Regions from separate parts of the Homo sapiens genome. Here region 1 is linked to region 2. A link is an interaction called in ENCODE POLR2A ChIA-PET data of the cell type or tissue named here. Cell type or tissue: GM12878. All regions are shown on one strand. Each heading gives the region's core, and the rest is flanking DNA. Links, peaks and the distances in the headings are about the cores only. Region 1 overlaps AICDA (activation induced cytidine deaminase). Region 2 has its middle 31 kb from the start of PHC1.

What was found. Peaks named below come from ENCODE experiments on the same cell type or tissue, not always from the same donor. Only the 100,000 strongest peaks of a DNase experiment are listed, where the experiment ranks them.
Region 1: POLR2A ChIA-PET joins it to region 2 with 9 read pairs; 2 of 35 experiments call an interaction of 5 or more read pairs at or near these places.

Annotation. Positions count from the first base shown.
Region 1 is chr12:8,607,204-8,610,119 of GRCh38, forward strand. All of the region lies in intron 1 of AICDA (activation induced cytidine deaminase), which reads right to left. Among named protein-coding and RNA genes, the nearest start is that of AICDA, 4.2 kb to the right of the region's middle. In GM12878, for the core only: a CTCF peak has its summit at 1,971; no DNase peak of the experiment used is centred there; H3K4me3 peaks cover 974 bases; H3K27ac peaks cover 1,070 bases.
Region 2 is chr12:8,881,610-8,884,525 of GRCh38, forward strand. It overlaps a transcript of A2ML1 not described here. Among named protein-coding and RNA genes, the nearest start is that of PHC1, 31 kb to the right of the region's middle. In GM12878, for the core only: no CTCF peak of the experiment used is centred there; no DNase peak of the experiment used is centred there.

The sequences.
Region 1 (2,916 bases), core at 273-2,772, 270 kb before region 2:
GCTTATATTTAAGGCCAATTGAGAGATACTCATCAAGGACCCCAAACCCTTACCCACAAGACAGTCACCTCCTGCCACTGTCTTCTAGATGCTGATGACTTGGGATTACAATTAAATTTGTTCTTCAACAAGAAAACGAAACAAAAAATAAAATAAACTTGTTCCTCAGTCCCATAATTGTATATTCAGATTTCCCCTCCAGTCTTTACCTAAGTGTCCAACTTGTACCTCAAACTCAAAATGATCAAAACAATATTCCTCAACTGCCCCCTGTCCTAAACTGCCACTCCTCCCGACTTTGCCACCTCAGGTAAGCAGCCTAGCAGCCTGGAACCATCCTTGACTCATTTCTTATTCCTCAGTCCTCATATTTAATTAATCATCTAAATGTGTTGATTCAAACCCCCCAATATTTCTTGAATTTGTACCTTCCCTGTTTGCTCTTCTCTGCTTCGGTCCAAGCCCTCATCTTCTTCCTCCTTATCTGTTGTGCTGGCCTTTTAACCGGTCTGTCTGCCTCCAGTCCCTCCAAAATAACATTCCCCACACTGTCACCACCATGATCTCACAAAAACCAGGTGCACCATGCCATTCCCATGCTGAAGACCCCCTGATGGTTCTCTTCTGCCTGCAGAATAAACTCCAAACTCTTTAATGTGGTGTTTAGGCCACTTTTTACAGTTGGATCTTGATCTAAATTTCTTTTTTTAAATTTTTTTTTTTTTGTTACGGTCTCACTTTGTCGCCCAGGCTGAAGTATACTGGCATGATCTTGGCTTACTGTAGCCTCAACCTCCCAGGCTCAGGCAGATCTGCCAGGCTCCGCGGATCCTCCTGCCTCAGCCTCCTGAGTAGCTGGGATTACAGGCGCCCACCATCATGCCCAGGTAATGTTTGTATTTTTAATAGAGACGGGGTTTCACCATCTTGGCCAGGCTGGCCTTGGACTCCTGACCTCGGGTGTTCTGCCCGCCTTGGCTTCCCAAAGTGCTGGGATTACAGGCGTGAGCCACTGCACCGGCCTATTTTTTAATGTATAAGAGCAATACCTGGCTGGGCGCAGTGGCTCACACCTGTTTTTTAATGTATAAGAGCAATACTTGGCCGGGCGCAGTGGCCTACATCTGTAATCCCAGCACTTTGGGAGGCTGAGGCAGGTGGATCCTCTGAGGTCAGGAGTTTGAGACCAGCCTGGCCAACATGGTGAAACCCCATCTCTACTAAAAATACAAACATTAGCCGAGTGTGGTGGTGGGCGCCTGTAATCCCATCTACCCGGGAGGCTGAGGCGACAGCTTTGCTTGAACCCAGGAGGTGGAGGTTGCAGTGAGCTATGGTCATGCCATTCCACTCCAGCATGGGCAACAAGACCAAAACTCCATCTCAAAAAAAAAAAAAAAAAAAAAAAAAGAAAGAGTAATACTTGATCATTGTCAAACTTGAATACTATGGAAAAATAGAAGAGCTCTAAATTTTAAAATATTAAAGATTTTTTAAATCTCAAATATCATAGTGTCTAATAATAATAATTAGACTTAGTGTCTAATGACAATGACTGTTAAGATTCTTGTGTTTATTCCTCTAGTCTTTCTACAGGCACATATTTACATGATTTGGATTATACTGATTGCATGTGTGATTTTGTACTCTGCTGCTTTTTTAACTAGTCAAAATGATCTAAATATCTTGCTATGTTGTTCCCACATAATGACTGATTTCTCCTCCTCTTTGTTTTCTGGCTCCTAGCACAGTGTCTTGCATATCATAAGCACTAATTTGAATAGCATTTGTGGAAATACTCTGGTAACCCAAGTTTCCTTAAAGAAATCAAGAGTCCCCATTGCAGCTGCAGACAGCAACACAAGCTGTACAGCATGGTTGATATGAAAGCACAAGTGATGCCTGGATTTTGTCCCTAGTCTTTTCCAGAAATGCATTTATCCAATTTGTGGAGCTAGTGCTGTCACCTAATGGTACGGGGCAGAAGTGCAGAGAATTTGCGAAGTAAAGGGCTCAGGAATTTGAATAACGTTTGCTGGCAAGAGAATTGAAAGTTTTCTTACACATTATTTTTTCTTACATTGAGGTATAATTTACATACAGTAAACTCCACCCATTTAAGATGCATAATTCTACGAATATTTTTGGATGTAAACACCCCAAACTGCTACCACAGTCAGGATACAGAACCTGAATCACCACCCTCACCCCACCAGAGCTTCTTCCCTCTTTGCAGTCCTTCCCCTCCCCACAGGACAACCACTGATTTGCTTTCTTTTTTTCCCATTTTTGTGGAGAATGGAGTTTCACTGTGTTGCCCAGGCTGGTCTTGAACTCCTGAGTTCTAGCAATCTTCCCACGTGGCCTCTCAAAGTGCTGGGATTACAGGTGTGAGCCTCTATGCCTGCCCTGATTTGCTTTCTGTAACTATAAGTTACTTTCATTTTCTAGAATTTCGTATGGCATACATTATCTCCTCCTTCATGTCTGACTCTTTCATTTAGCGTCATGACTTTGGGATTCATCCCCAAGTAGCTTCTTTGTACTGCAGGGTGGTATTCCATTGCATGGATATAGCACATTTTGTTTATTTGTTCACTTGTTGATGGATATTTGGATAGTCTCTACTTTGGGGTTTTGTGAATAAAGGTACTATGAACATTCACGTACCAGTCTTTGTGTGGATATACATTGAGAATTGATATTTTAATAATGTAGTGCAGGTGACAGACCCTGACTTTAAAAGTTAAATACCAAAATATCAGCCTAACTAAGTAGCTCATCTAGGACAACAGCTCTTTGTAGTTGTTTCCATTTATTTTTAATTTTTCTTCTTATTTTTTTGAGGCAAGGTCTGGTCCTGTCACCCAGGCTGGAGTGCAGTGGCGCAAGCACTGCTCAGTGCAGCCTTGACCT
Region 2 (2,916 bases), core at 253-2,752:
GGCACAATTTGGACTGGCATATTTTGATCCCTTTTAACTGGGTGGATGGTGCCATCCATGCAGGTACAGATATAGAAAGAGAGAAAATAGTGTGTTCAGTTTACTACATTAAGTTTGAGTGGCTGGGTGTGGTGGCTCACACCTGTAATCACAGCACTTTGGGAGGCCGAGGCGGGTGGATCACGAGGTCAGGAGATCGAGACCATCCTGGCTAACACGGTGAAACCCCGTCTGTACTAAAAATACAAAAAATTAGCTGGGTGTGGTGGTGGGTGCCTGTAGTCCCAGCTACTCGGGAGGCTGAGGCAGGAGAATGGCGTGAACCTGGGAGGTGGAGCTTGCAGTGAGCCGAGATTGCGCCACTGCACTCCAGCCTGGGCGACAGAGCGAGACTCTGTCTCAAAAAAAAAAAAGAAAAAAGTTTGAGAATGTGTAAGTCCTGATGGTGAAGATGTTGAGATAGTGGGATATAAAGGGTCATGTCAACCATTAAAGAAAGAAATCTGAAGATAAAGACTGGCAGTTAGCAGCAAATAAGTAGTGAGAAGCCAAGAGTGTTGAGGACTAGCTAGGGAACAGGAAATGAGAAGAGGAGAGACTGAAAGGGAGTGCCAACATTTCAACAGCAAAGGAAGAGAAGGGACTTCAGAACCCAGGATCTCACCAATATTTCTTCCCATAACAATGGCCTCTTGAAGGCTTTCCCTTCTCCTACCTCCCCCTTGAATCCCCGCCTTCATCAAGGATTTGGTAGGAAGTGGAAAGGAACCAGTATCAGAAAAGAATCCTACTTTTTTTTCTTTCTAAGAATCCTACCTTAATAAGCAAAATATGTCACATTTGGAGCACAGAGAACTTTCTATCCTTCTTCCTGTAGCCCTGTTGAAATATTTATCATATCTCATCCAGACTGTTGCAAAAACCCAGTTGCTGCCCCTTCTATGTCAGAACATTCCTCCACCCCTATGTCTATTATTTTATTTTACATATTCTCTATACACAAGGCTGCCTCTATTCAACTAACCCTTAGAATTGTGTCAGGTGATGTACTGCCAGCTATTTAAAATCTGGGCCAGGTGCAGTGGCTCCCACCTGTAGTCCCAGCACTTTGGGAAGTTGAGGAAGGAGGATCACTTGAGCCCAGAAGTTCAAGACCAGCCTGGACAACATAGCAAGACCCAATCTCATTCTTTTTAAAAAATAAAATCCTAATCTGATTATGACATTCATTTGCTTAAAACCCTTCAGGGGCTGTTAGGGGTAAAGTTCTATTCCTGTTCATGGCATAGCAGACTTTCATGACTATTTTCTTCCTGCCCCCTCCCCGCCAGCTCCATCTTCGGCCTTTGACCCTCACACTTCAGGAACACGGAACATTTGGTTCCCAATTTCCACTAAAATCTCCGATAACTTTCAAAGATGCTTTCTATCATGCTTGAAAAGCTTTTCTCTCTTCTGCTTGGAGGACTTCCACTGGTCCTTCAAGGAATGGCCTCCAAGGTGTGTTTCCTACTCTGGCAAGGCTTCCTTAAGAGCTCTTTGCTCCTACAGCACCTGTGATTCCAGCGGAGGATTTACCAAGCTGGGTTCCTGTTTTCTGTTGACCCTCCCATCTCCCCCATCAGAGTGTAAGATCTCTGGAAAGCTGGACCCTGTGCTGGGTGCTTCCAACTCCCCACCACCACACCCCATTATCTATTCTCTTTATCACTGACAAAAAGTACAATTTTATTTGGAGCAGCCACGTGCCCAACTAAAATCGTCACCTTCTCAGAATCGCTTGCAGTTAGGTTTGGCCATGTGGCAGAATTCCAGCCTACAAAAAGTAACCGGAAGTCCCTGGAAAGTATTTCCTTCTTCTTCTTCTCTCTCTCTCTTTTTTTTTGAGATGGAGTTTCACTCTTGTTGCCCAGGCTGGAGTGCAATGGCACGATCTTGGCTCACTGCAACCTCCACCTCCCAGGTTCAAGAGATTCTCCTGCCTCAGCCTCCCAAGTAGCTGGGATTACAGGTGCCCACCACCACGCCTGGCTAATTTTTGTATTTTTACTAGAGACGGTGTTTCACCATGTTGGTCAGGCTGGTCTCAAACTCCTGACCTCAGGTGATCTGCCCACCTCGGCCTCCCAAAGTGCTGGGATTATAGGTTGAGCCACCATACCTGGCCTGTTTTTTATTTTTATTTTTAATTTTTGAGACAGAGTCTCATTCTGTCACCCAGGCTGGAGTGCAGTGGCACGATCTTGGCTCACTGCAACCTCTGCCTCCCAGGTTCAAGCGATTCTCCCGCCTCAGCCTCCCCAGTAGCTGAGACTACAGGCGCCCGCCAACACGCCTGGCTAATTTTTGTATGTTTAGTAGAGGCAGGGTTTCGCCATGTTAATCAGGCTGGTCTTGAACTCCTGGCCTCAAGTTATCTGCCTGCCTTGGCCTCCCAAAGTGCTGGGATTACAGGCGTGACCCACCACACCTGGCCCTGTTTTTTGAATTCTAGCCATCTTAGTGTGTGTGAAGTGGTATCTCATTGTGGTTGGATATCCTCTGATGAAAAAGGATCTGTTCAAGGCTTTTGTTTATGATTCTGGATTGACTTTCTTTTGAAATTCTTTTTTTTATTTTTTGTTTTTTTTTGTTTTGTTTTTTTTTAACTATTTTCCTTTTTTTTAACTTTTATTTGAGGTTTGGGGCTACCTGTGCAGGTTTGTTACATAGGTAAACACGTGTCGCGGGGGTTGGTTGTACAGATTATTTCATCACCTAGGTATTAAGCCCAGTACCCAATAGTTATCTTTTCTGCTCCTCTCCCTCCTCCTACTATCCTCCGTCGAGTAGACTCCAGTGTCTGTTTTTCCCTTCTTTGTGTTCATAAGTTCTTACCATTTAGCTCCCACTTATAAATGAGAATGTGTGGGAATT